Linked DNA regions of Homo sapiens: region 1 is linked to region 2. The links are chromatin loops, found by intact Hi-C in ENCODE. Cell type or tissue: PC-9. All regions are shown on one strand. Links, peaks and the distances in the headings refer to the core of each region. The heading gives the core; the rest is flanking DNA. Region 1 overlaps TNKS1BP1 (tankyrase 1 binding protein 1). Region 2 overlaps LOC105369309 (a long non-coding RNA gene).

What was found. Hi-C counts contacts between places; a loop is a spot of excess contacts. Peaks named below come from ENCODE experiments on the same cell type or tissue, not always from the same donor. Only the 100,000 strongest peaks of a DNase experiment are listed, where the experiment ranks them.
Region 1: a loop joins it to region 2, with 18 times the contacts of the local background. A loop is called at or near these places in 1 of 110 quality-filtered maps.

Annotation. Positions count from the first base shown.
Region 1 is chr11:57,309,073-57,314,392 of GRCh38, reverse strand. It overlaps TNKS1BP1 (tankyrase 1 binding protein 1), which reads left to right. Exons shown (of 12, transcript NM_033396.3): 5 at 504-1,859; 6 at 3,837-5,320. Among named protein-coding and RNA genes, the nearest start is that of TNKS1BP1, 13 kb to the left of the region's middle. RefSeq lists a silencer at 2,913-3,122. In PC-9, for the core only: no CTCF peak of the experiment used is centred there; a DNase peak (open chromatin) is centred at 2,862; H3K4me3 peaks cover 1,654 bases; H3K27ac peaks cover 2,347 bases.
Region 2 is chr11:57,114,148-57,119,514 of GRCh38, reverse strand. All of the region lies in intron 6 of LOC105369309 (a long non-coding RNA gene), which reads left to right. Among named protein-coding and RNA genes, the nearest start is that of LRRC55, 65 kb to the left of the region's middle. In PC-9, for the core only: CTCF peaks have their summits at 2,532 and 2,741 (motif pointing left); a DNase peak (open chromatin) is centred at 2,644.

The sequences.
Region 1 (5,320 bases), core at 321-5,320, 190 kb before region 2:
GGGGCACCCCCTGCACGCTGTAGCCACTCCCCCGAGCTGCTCTGTAGCTGCACTGCACCTCGAATCCTGCTTGGACGCGAAACCCTCTCTCCCCTCACGACTCCCACATGCTGAGGTGCTTCAAGAGCCAGATTCACAATGTTCCTTTTCCCTTTATAAAGCAGGTGTTATGGACCCCGAACTGTGGCCTCTGAGGAGATCCTCACATGAGCTTTGGGTTGAGTGGGTGAGGGGTTCCAACCACCTGAGACGAAAGGAATTATGCTTTGTGAATAAGGATAGGCGCATTCTGGGGAAGAAGGTCTAAAGGGGGCTCTGTGAGAAGTCCTGCCTTGAGTCGTCTGTGGGGCCCCTCCCAGCTATCCCAAGAGGACCCCCTCGGGTTCCAGTTGCCTCCTCCCAGCCTGGGAGAAGCTGACCTGGGGTCTGTGTGGGGTCGGAGGGGACCCTCCCCGCCCCGCTGAGAGGTGAGTGACGGATCTTGACCTTTCTTTCTCTTGCAGATTTCCAAGCCCTGGATTCCCTCAAGTCCAGCCCCCTCCTCAGAGAATGGAGGCCCTGCCAGCCCAGGCCTCCCCGCAGAAGCCTCAGGCTCAGGCCCTGGCTCTCCCCATCTTCACCCGCCTGATAAGAGTTCTCCCTGCCACTCACAGCTTCTGGAAGCCCAGACTCCTGAAGCTTCCCAGGCTTCTCCCTGCCCCGCTGTGACTCCATCAGCTCCAAGTGCAGCCCTGCCTGACGAGGGCTCCCGCCACACCCCCAGCCCGGGGCTCCCTGCCGAGGGGGCTCCAGAGGCCCCCAGACCCAGCAGCCCACCCCCTGAGGTCTTGGAGCCCCATAGCCTGGATCAGCCCCCTGCCACCTCACCCCGGCCCCTGATCGAGGTGGGTGAGTTGCTGGATCTCACTCGGACGTTTCCATCTGGCGGGGAGGAGGAGGCCAAGGGTGACGCACACCTCCGCCCCACCAGCCTGGTTCAGCGCCGATTCTCTGAAGGTGTGCTCCAGTCACCCAGTCAGGACCAGGAGAAGCTGGGGGGCTCGCTGGCTGCCCTGCCCCAAGGCCAGGGGAGCCAGTTGGCCCTGGATCGTCCCTTTGGGGCAGAGTCCAACTGGAGCTTATCACAGTCCTTCGAATGGACCTTCCCCACGAGGCCCTCGGGTCTGGGCGTGTGGCGGCTGGACTCCCCGCCTCCCTCCCCCATCACTGAAGCCAGTGAGGCCGCCGAGGCTGCTGAGGCTGGCAACTTGGCCGTTTCCAGCAGGGAAGAAGGAGTGTCTCAGCAGGGGCAAGGGGCTGGGTCAGCTCCAAGTGGGTCAGGAAGTTCCTGGGTGCAGGGGGATGATCCAAGCATGTCCCTCACCCAGAAGGGCGATGGGGAGAGTCAACCTCAATTCCCAGCTGTTCCCCTTGAGCCCCTGCCTACAACTGAGGGCACACCTGGATTACCTTTGCAGCAGGCAGAGGAGAGATACGAGTCGCAGGAGCCCTTGGCTGGACAGGAGTCCCCTCTCCCCCTGGCTACCAGGGAGGCAGCCTTGCCCATCCTGGAGCCAGTCCTGGGGCAGGAGCAGCCAGCAGCCCCTGACCAGCCCTGTGTTCTCTTTGCTGATGCCCCTGAGCCTGGACAGGCACTGCCTGTTGAGGAGGAGGCCGTGACCCTAGCCCGGGCTGAGACCACCCAAGCCAGGACAGAGGCTCAAGACTTGTGTAGGGCATCCCCCGAGCCTCCAGGCCCTGAAAGCAGCTCCCGCTGGCTGGACGACCTCCTGGCTTCACCACCACCCAGTGGTGGCGGTGCAAGGCGGGGAGCTGGAGCTGAGCTGAAGGACACACAGTCCCCAAGTACCTGCTCTGAGGTGAGAATGGGCATAGGGAGAATGGGACTTCTGGGGACAGAGGCCAGGGCTTGGGTGGGCTTCATTCTTTGAACATGGATTTTACATGTCGAGAGCTTGGGCTGTGGTAGTGAGCAAGGCAGCTGTGGACCTGCAGATTGTAGCTCTGCAGAGCCACACAGGACGGTGTGTGTGTGGGGTTTCGTGTGAGGCTCTATCCCAGCTCCAGCAATCGCTAGCTGATTGGTCTTGGGAAGAACGTACCTTAACTGCTGGGCTTCAGAGTGCTTTCCTGATAGTAGCATTGGCCTCTTAGAGTTATATTGTGGGTAAATCGAGGTGGAAAGCTCTCGGCACAGTGCGTGGCAGGTGCTGAGTATTCAGTCTCTCATTATGGGAATATCGTTCAAGGCAAAATAGTGTAGCCATTTAGAGCGTGGGCTCCTGGGTTCATCTCCTGGCTCTGCTTTCCTTTGCCCAGGTGTGACCTTAAAAGAGTGACTTTTCTGCCCTCTGCCTCAGTTTCCACATCTGTAAAATGTGGATAACAAGATGAGTTCTACCTCCAAGGGTGTTGGCAAGGGTTCAATGAGCTGTAATGTCTAAAGTGCTAAGAATAGTGCCTGGCTCATCCTAAGTGCTTAAGAAGTGTTGGCTTTTACAAACGTTATTAACATTGAGCTCCAGACCTGCTTTGTAGACAGGCAGCTGGGCCTCAGAGGAGGTTAGCCTTGTGCAGTTATCCAGCAAGTTGGTGGCTGGGCCCGGGCCAGCGCCGTTTCCCGGCCCAGTGCCCTTTCTCCTACCAGGCTGCCTCTGAATTTAAGGGCCGGGGGCCAGGTGGCTTTCGAAATTTATTTCTCAAGCCGGGCCTGGGCTGCAAGGGGCGGGGCTGCAGGAAAGGAGGAGCCAGGGGGCCTCTGGGGGCTGCGGGGCGGGGAGAAGGAGGAGCAGGAAGGGGTTAAGCTGACTCCTGTAGTAGGTGTGTCTGTCCCGGGATGTGGGTGACTCAACTGGCTCCTGGGCGGGGCTGCCCAAGCTGCAGCTGCTCCGGAGGGAGCAGGGCCAGGGTGAGGGAGAGCCAGCGCCAGAGCCGTCGGACAGGTCCCAGCGCGGGTAGCAGCCCAGCTCTATCCCTGCGCCCGGCTGGCCGCACCCAGCAGCCCCAAGGCGGGTTGGGGGCGGGGGGCCATGGCCCAGCCTGGGGATGGGGAGGCCAGCATGTCTATCCTGGAGCGGCTGCTGGCCAACGCTGCGCTGAGGGATGAGGCTGGCCGGCTCCGAAGCCCTGAGCCCAGGGCTCTCCCGCCCACAAGGGTGAGTCAGGGAGCGTGAGGTGGGGGGTGGGGTGCAAGAAGCCCTGGCTGGGATTTTCCCCTGTGCCAGAGGCTGCCCCTCTTGTCTTTCCTGGGCCAGGGTGAGGGCTGAGAGGTCTTCCTGGGGAAGATTGAGCAGACGGCACTTTGGCTGGGGAAGAAGGGCCTGGGTACTTATAGGAGGATGGGGGTCAGATGGGGCATGGGGGAGGACGGGCTGGAAAAGCTGTCATTGGTGTTGGAACCTTGCCTTGCAAGGGAAGTCGCAGAGAGGCTTTGAATCTTGACCTCTCCTAATCAAAAGGAAAGTGCACTGCCTGCCATTCCTGTGTGAAGACCACTCCTCTCCTGGCTGTTAGCCAAGTATTGCCCAAGAGTTGTAAACATGACCATGGGACCATCGATTGAGTGCCCACTGCATGCCAAGCACTATGCTGAGTGCTTGGTCTAAATGATCTCATTTAATCCTCTCACACCAGCCCCATGCAATAGGAATTATCCTCGTTTAAGGATGAGGACGCTGAGACCCAGAGTGGTTAAGTGATTTGCTCAAGGTCACACAGCTTTCTGTTGCCAAAGTGGGGCTTTCAGGCACTAGGCAGCGCTGACTCTGCTGGATTGACTCCCACCCTGATGGAATCTAATCGTTGTTTCTTTGTCTGTTTTTTTTTCTTATTCCCAGGGACTCCTTGGCTGGTCCCAGAAAGATCTGCAGAGTGAATTTGGGATCACAGGAGACCCACAGCCCAGCAGTTTCAGTCCTTCCAGCTGGTGTCAAGGTGCTTCTCAGGACTATGGCCTTGGGGGTGCAAGCCCTAGAGGAGACCCAGGTCTCGGAGAGAGGGACTGGACCAGCAAGTATGGGCAAGGAGCAGGGGAAGGGAGCACCAGGGAGTGGGCCAGCAGGTGTGGCATCGGCCAGGAGGAGATGGAGGCCAGCAGCAGCCAAGACCAGAGTAAAGTGTCTGCCCCAGGGGTGCTCACAGCCCAGGACCGGGTAGTTGGAAAGCCAGCCCAGCTTGGCACTCAGCGGAGCCAGGAGGCAGATGTTCAGGACTGGGAGTTCAGAAAGAGGGATTCCCAGGGCACTTACTCCAGCCGGGATGCAGAACTCCAGGACCAGGAATTCGGAAAGAGAGATTCACTGGGTACCTACAGTAGTCGAGATGTAAGCCTTGGGGACTGGGAATTTGGGAAGAGAGATTCTCTGGGTGCTTATGCCAGCCAAGATGCCAACGAGCAGGGCCAAGATTTGGGGAAGAGGGACCACCATGGTAGGTACAGCAGCCAGGATGCCGATGAGCAGGACTGGGAGTTTCAGAAGAGAGATGTGTCACTCGGCACCTATGGCAGCCGGGCTGCGGAGCCACAGGAACAGGAGTTTGGGAAGAGCGCTTGGATAAGGGACTACAGCAGTGGTGGCAGCTCCAGGACCCTTGACGCCCAGGACAGAAGCTTTGGAACGAGACCCCTGAGCTCTGGGTTCAGCCCCGAGGAAGCCCAGCAACAGGATGAGGAATTTGAGAAGAAGATTCCAAGTGTGGAAGACAGCCTTGGAGAGGGCAGCAGGGATGCTGGCCGGCCAGGAGAGAGAGGATCCGGGGGCTTGTTCAGTCCTAGCACTGCCCACGTGCCGGATGGGGCACTCGGGCAGAGAGACCAGAGCAGCTGGCAAAACAGTGATGCTAGCCAGGAGGTGGGAGGGCATCAGGAGAGACAGCAGGCAGGGGCTCAGGGCCCTGGCAGTGCTGACCTGGAAGATGGGGAGATGGGAAAGCGAGGCTGGGTCGGTGAGTTTAGCCTCAGTGTTGGCCCCCAGCGAGAGGCAGCATTTAGCCCAGGGCAGCAGGACTGGAGCCGGGACTTCTGCATCGAGGCCAGTGAGAGGAGCTATCAGTTTGGCATCATTGGCAACGACAGAGTGAGTGGTGCTGGCTTTAGCCCTTCTAGCAAGATGGAAGGTGGTCACTTTGTGCCTCCTGGGAAGACCACAGCTGGCTCGGTGGACTGGACTGACCAGCTGGGTCTCAGGAACTTGGAAGTGTCCAGCTGTGTGGGTTCTGGGGGCTCGAGCGAGGCCAGGGAGAGTGCCGTGGGACAGATGGGCTGGTCAGGTGGCCTGAGCTTGAGAGACATGAACCTGACCGGCTGTTTGGAAAGTGGAGG
Region 2 (5,367 bases), core at 192-5,191:
TGGGAGATATAGGGTTTCCCATCCTTGGCTTTATTGGATTTAAGGATGTAAGTTAACCAGCTATATAGTCTGATACTGGAAGGCCTAAGCAAAGTTAACAGGTCTCCTACCTTGTTCCCTAAACTGAGAGCTTCTCAGAGCCTTTATTATGCTGCTGCATTTTGTGAGTATATTCACAAAGTGGTATACAATACACAGCATTTTCTAAAGTGACTGTGGAGCCCTCTTTTCACACATTTGGGAAGTTCTGGTCTGCAGCAGTGCTCCCTAACCTTTTCCATGGCCTATCTATTCCATGAATAGAATTAACATTTGTTTGGCATCCTGGTAGATGCTTCAGGACTTTGGCTGCTCAGATCCAGCCTGGCTGCTTTAAGGTAGGCAGAGTGGTTGGGAAACTCTGGTCTAGACTCTTTATAAATTAGATATCCTCAGGCCCACAGACAAGAAAATCAGCCTTGCTTATAGAGCCTCCTGGATTCCTCAGTTGCCAGGCACCTGACGACTATACAAGGATAAGGGTCTCTGCATGGGGTCCAACCCCATAGATCTTCATTCCCTGGATGCCCCCTTCTCTCCCTCCCTCCCCTTGTGATTCTCATTTTTATTCTCTCTCCTCCTCTCTTTCTTTAACATAATTTACCTCTCTCTCTTTCTTTCTTTCTGCTTACCACTCCCAGATGGATAGATACATATACACTCATGCACACAAGTTATAGAGGATGGTGCTGATGTATAGAGAATAAGTAGAGCTCATTAATGATGGGAATAGGCACACCAGTTTATTTATTTCTTTATTAACTTTTAAGTTCAGGGGTACAAGTGCAGGTTTGTTACATAGGTAAACTTGTGTCATGGGGGTTTGTTGTACAGATTATTTCATCACCCAGGTATTAAGCCTAGTAACCATTAGTTGATTTTCTTGATCCTCTTCCTTCTTCCACCCTCTACCCTCCAAAAGGCCCCAGAGTTTATTGTTCCCTTATATGTGTCCGTGTGTTCTCACCATTTAGCTTCCATTTGTAAGTGAGAACATGTGGTATTTGGTTTTCTGTTCCTGTGTTAGTTTGGTGAGGATAATGGCCCCCAGCTCCATCCATGTCTCTGGAAAGGACATGACCTCATTCTTTTTTATGGCTTCATAGTATTCCATGGTATATATGTACCACATTTTCTGTATCCAGTCTATTATTGATGGGCATTTAGGTTGAGAGTATGTCTTTGCTATTGTGAATAGTGCTACAATGAACATATGTGTGCATGCGTCTTTATAATAGAATGATTTATATTCCTTTGCATATAAATCCAGTAATGAGATTGCTGAGTTGAATGGGATTTCTGACTTTAGGTCTTTGAGGAATTGCCACACTGTTTACCACAATGGTTGAACTAATTTGCACTTCTACCACCATTGTATAAGCATTCCTTTTTCTCCACAACCTCGCCAGCATCTGTTATTTTTTGACTTTTTAAATAATTGCCATTCTGACTGGTGTGAGATGGTATCTCATTGTGGTTTCATTTGCATTTCTCTAGTGATCGGTGATGTTGAGCTGTTTTTTCATATGATTGTTGGCCACATGTATGTCTGTATGTCTTCTTTTGAAAACTGTCTGTTCATGTCCTTGCTCACTTTTTTATGGGGTTGATTTTTTTTTTTGTTTTTTGTAAATTGTACACCAGTTTTAGAGAGAAGCCATGAGCTGGCTGCTCCTACAGCAGTGAAATGACTTTCTTCGTTCTCTGCCCAGTAGCTCTGGTGCCCACACCCCTGCCTCCTACTGCAGGACTGCAGGGTAAGACACCGAGGGCATAACCTCCAGCCTCAGCACACTGAAGGCGCTCTCGATCATACAGTAGGTGACTCAGGGCAAGCCTGCTGCTCACTCTCATCTCACACCCCTACTCCATCATCTCCACTTTCCCACTGGCCAGAACTGGTACTCTAGTTATAATAAGGTTGCATCTTGACTTCCATTTTCTCAATCATCTCATTCCTCTTCCCGAAGGAACTGGAGTTCTGTTACCTGCTGTTATAGACTGAATTCTGTCCCCCTAAAATTCATATGATGAAGCCCTAACCCCCAGTGTGACTTTATTTGGAGACAATGCCTTAAAGGGGTAATTAAAGTTAAAGGAGGTCATAAGTATGGGGCCCTAATCCAATATGACTGGTGCTGGCTGGGTGCGGTGGCTCACACCTGTACTCCCAGCACTTTGGGAGGTGGAGGTGGGCAGATCGCTTGAGGTCAAGAGATCAAGACCAGCCTGGCCAACATGGTGAAACCTGTCTCTATTAAAAATACAAAAATTAGTGAGGCTAAAAAATTACCCAGCTACTTGGGAGGGTGAGGCAGGATAATTGCTTGAACCTGGGAGGAGGTGGAGGTTACAGTGAGCAGAGATCACACCACTGCACTCCAGCCTGGGCAGCAGAGCAAGACTCAGTCTAAAAAAAAATAACAACAACAAAGAACAATATGATTAGTGCTGTTATGCTGTTATAAGAGGAGAGAATGACACCCGGGGGCGCATGTGCTGAGGAAAGGCTGTGTGACGACCCTGTGAGAAGGCAGCTGTCTGTAAGCCAAGGAGAGAGGTCTCAAAGAAAGCAAACCCGCAGACACCTTCATTTTGGACTTCCAGAACAGTGAGAAATACATTTCTGTGGTTTAAGCCATCCATTCTGTGGTTTGTTATAGCAGCCCCGGCAGACTAATACATTTGCTGCCACCTGCTGCCATGTTCTTGACACTGCTTTCCAGCTGGGATCCTTGTTTACTGACCTCTATACAGCAGGTTATTTAGTTTAGAAGCAAGACATTTGGGTTTGAAACCCTGCTTGTGTTTGAATCCTGTCCCTGCCACTTGCTGGCTGGGTAACCTTGAGTAAACTCAGTAAACTCCCTTATCTTCATTTCATTTTTGATGAGAAAGGATAACAATACCTTCCTCAGAGGCTCAAATAAGATATATGCAAAGTGCTAAGAACTTGGCCTGGTACATGTTAGTATTAATAACAAAGTTATTAAAAATTCTGGCTTGTTAAGTTGATATAATGATACCATAGGTGAATAAGATAGAAGGCAAATGAGACAACTTATGTTGTACATGTTGTGTTTGGCACAAAGTCAGGGCTTAATACTGGTTGGGTCTCTTTCCTACAAGTCTGCCATGTTCCCTTGGTTTGTATGCACTCTGTGCCTGGTGCTGAGCCCCTGACTGTTATAACTGCCTGTAGATCCCACATTCCAACTGTTGGACTAGTCTCCTGCCCATGCTATCATAGCTCTCTTACCTGTTTAATTTTTTTATCCTTAGCATTGATTACTAGCTTGCCTACTGTATATATATATTTAACTTATTTAATTTATTCATTTTTTCTTTCCTTTGGAATATAAGCTTCACGAGGGTATGGCGTATTGTAGACACTCAGTCTAGAATTGTCAAAAGAGTGAATGAATGAACAAATGGTAGATGCAAAAGCAGATTCCAGTGCATGGAGGGGGAAATAATGTATTATTGTGGCTAAATGCTCAGGGTCTGAAGCCAGAGGAACAGAATTCAAATCCCGACTTTATTACTTTCTAGCAGTGGGTTTTAGACCAGTTGTTTAGATGTAAGAATCAAATGAATAAATACAAGTAAGTGCAGAGAATGGTACCTGTAAGAGCCTAGTAGACATCAAGTGGTGCTCTCGAGAAGTTATAGAGAAATTGATGGGAATCAGTAATGGGGAAAACCTATGACTCTTTCTTGATATTTGAATAAGAAAGTGTATTAGTCTGTTCTCATGCTGCTATAAAGAACTTCCCAAGACTGGGTAATTTATAAAGAAAAGAGGCTTAATTGACTTACAGTTCTGCAGGGCCGGGGAGGCCTCAGGAAACTTACAATCATGGTGGAAGAGGAAGCAAACACGCCTTTCTTCATGTGGTGGCAGGAAGGAGAAGAATGAGCAAAAAAGGGGGAAAAGATCCTTATAAAACCATCAGATCTCATGAAAACTCACTCAATATCATGAGAACAGCAGCATGGGGGTAACTGCCCCCATGATTCAATTGCCTGCCACCAAGTTCCTCCCATGACACGTGCGGATTATGGGAACTACAATTCAAGCTGAGATTTGGGTGGGGATACAGCCAAACCATATCAGAAGAGAGTGAGGGGGTAAAAATTAGATAAATAGGCTCTAGAGTACAAAAATAGGATTTCTCTTCTCTATGATGAGAAATTAATTCTCATCCTGACTTTGCAATTCCACTGGACCACATTCAAGTCCAGAAGAGGAATTCAGGGCCAGGCATTCCTACCTAGAATAGGTTCACAGGAATAACGAAGTTCAGTTAGCCCCACTTATTGTCAACTCTTAACACTGGTGTGGTATATGACAGGTGGCAAAGCCCTTCTACCTGCCTCTTCCCTGGTCCCTTCCTCACTGCAGCCCTGGGAGGAGGTAGACTTTCTTCTTATTTTATCCATGAGAACACTGAGGCTCTCAACAGGTTCTACTTACTTGAGATCATGGAGCTTCAAGAGCAAGGGCCAGACTGCAAACCAAACTCCTCTGAGTCTAATGCTAGGCGAGTCTCTCTGTTGTCATACACTGATTAGTTGTAACAGTGGGGAGGAAAGTAGAAACTTTGGTGCCATTTTTCTCCAGAAATAAGATCCAGTCTTCTTTCTTTGTATAAGTGGTACTTTGTTATCTCCTGGAAAAAAAATTGTTCTTCCACTTTTGCAGAGTTTTGTTTTCTGTTATGTGAGATCATAAGAGTTACCATAGCCTGTGTGGGAGCTGAACTTAATGCAGTGGGGGGTCGATCGATTCTAAAGCAATTGGAGAGCTGAGTGTCTCTCTTAAAAGGCAATTGTGTTTTATTGAATTTTTCAATTCTCAACTACAGGGGGATTACAGGATTGCCTGAGTGCTGGTTGTTGGAACAAGGGAAGGTCTCTCCATAGGTCTGGGTTGTGTAGAAAGAAGCAGCTCAGTGCAGTGTGGAGATGGCACACTGGGGCCTTAGAGTCCATGCCTAGTATATGAGTATTTTGTTTAGGATGCCCAGTATATTACATCAAATACATTTTATTTTGCTAGTATTAAAATCCAGAATATTTCACATAAACTTATGGGTTTATTTTTCTTTTGAAAAAAAGAAGATCTGGCAACACTGGACCCCGTTCTATGGCAACAATTGGCTAGGTCTGAATATCGGATGCTCCCCTCAAATGAGGCATGAGTCCTTCAGTTTGTCACAGCCCCCTCCATCACCTATGGTCTTACATCCCTTCCATTTCACTGATGACCCTAGAGGATATTTTGGTTTGTAACCATAAATAATATAATAATAAAAATGGGAGACT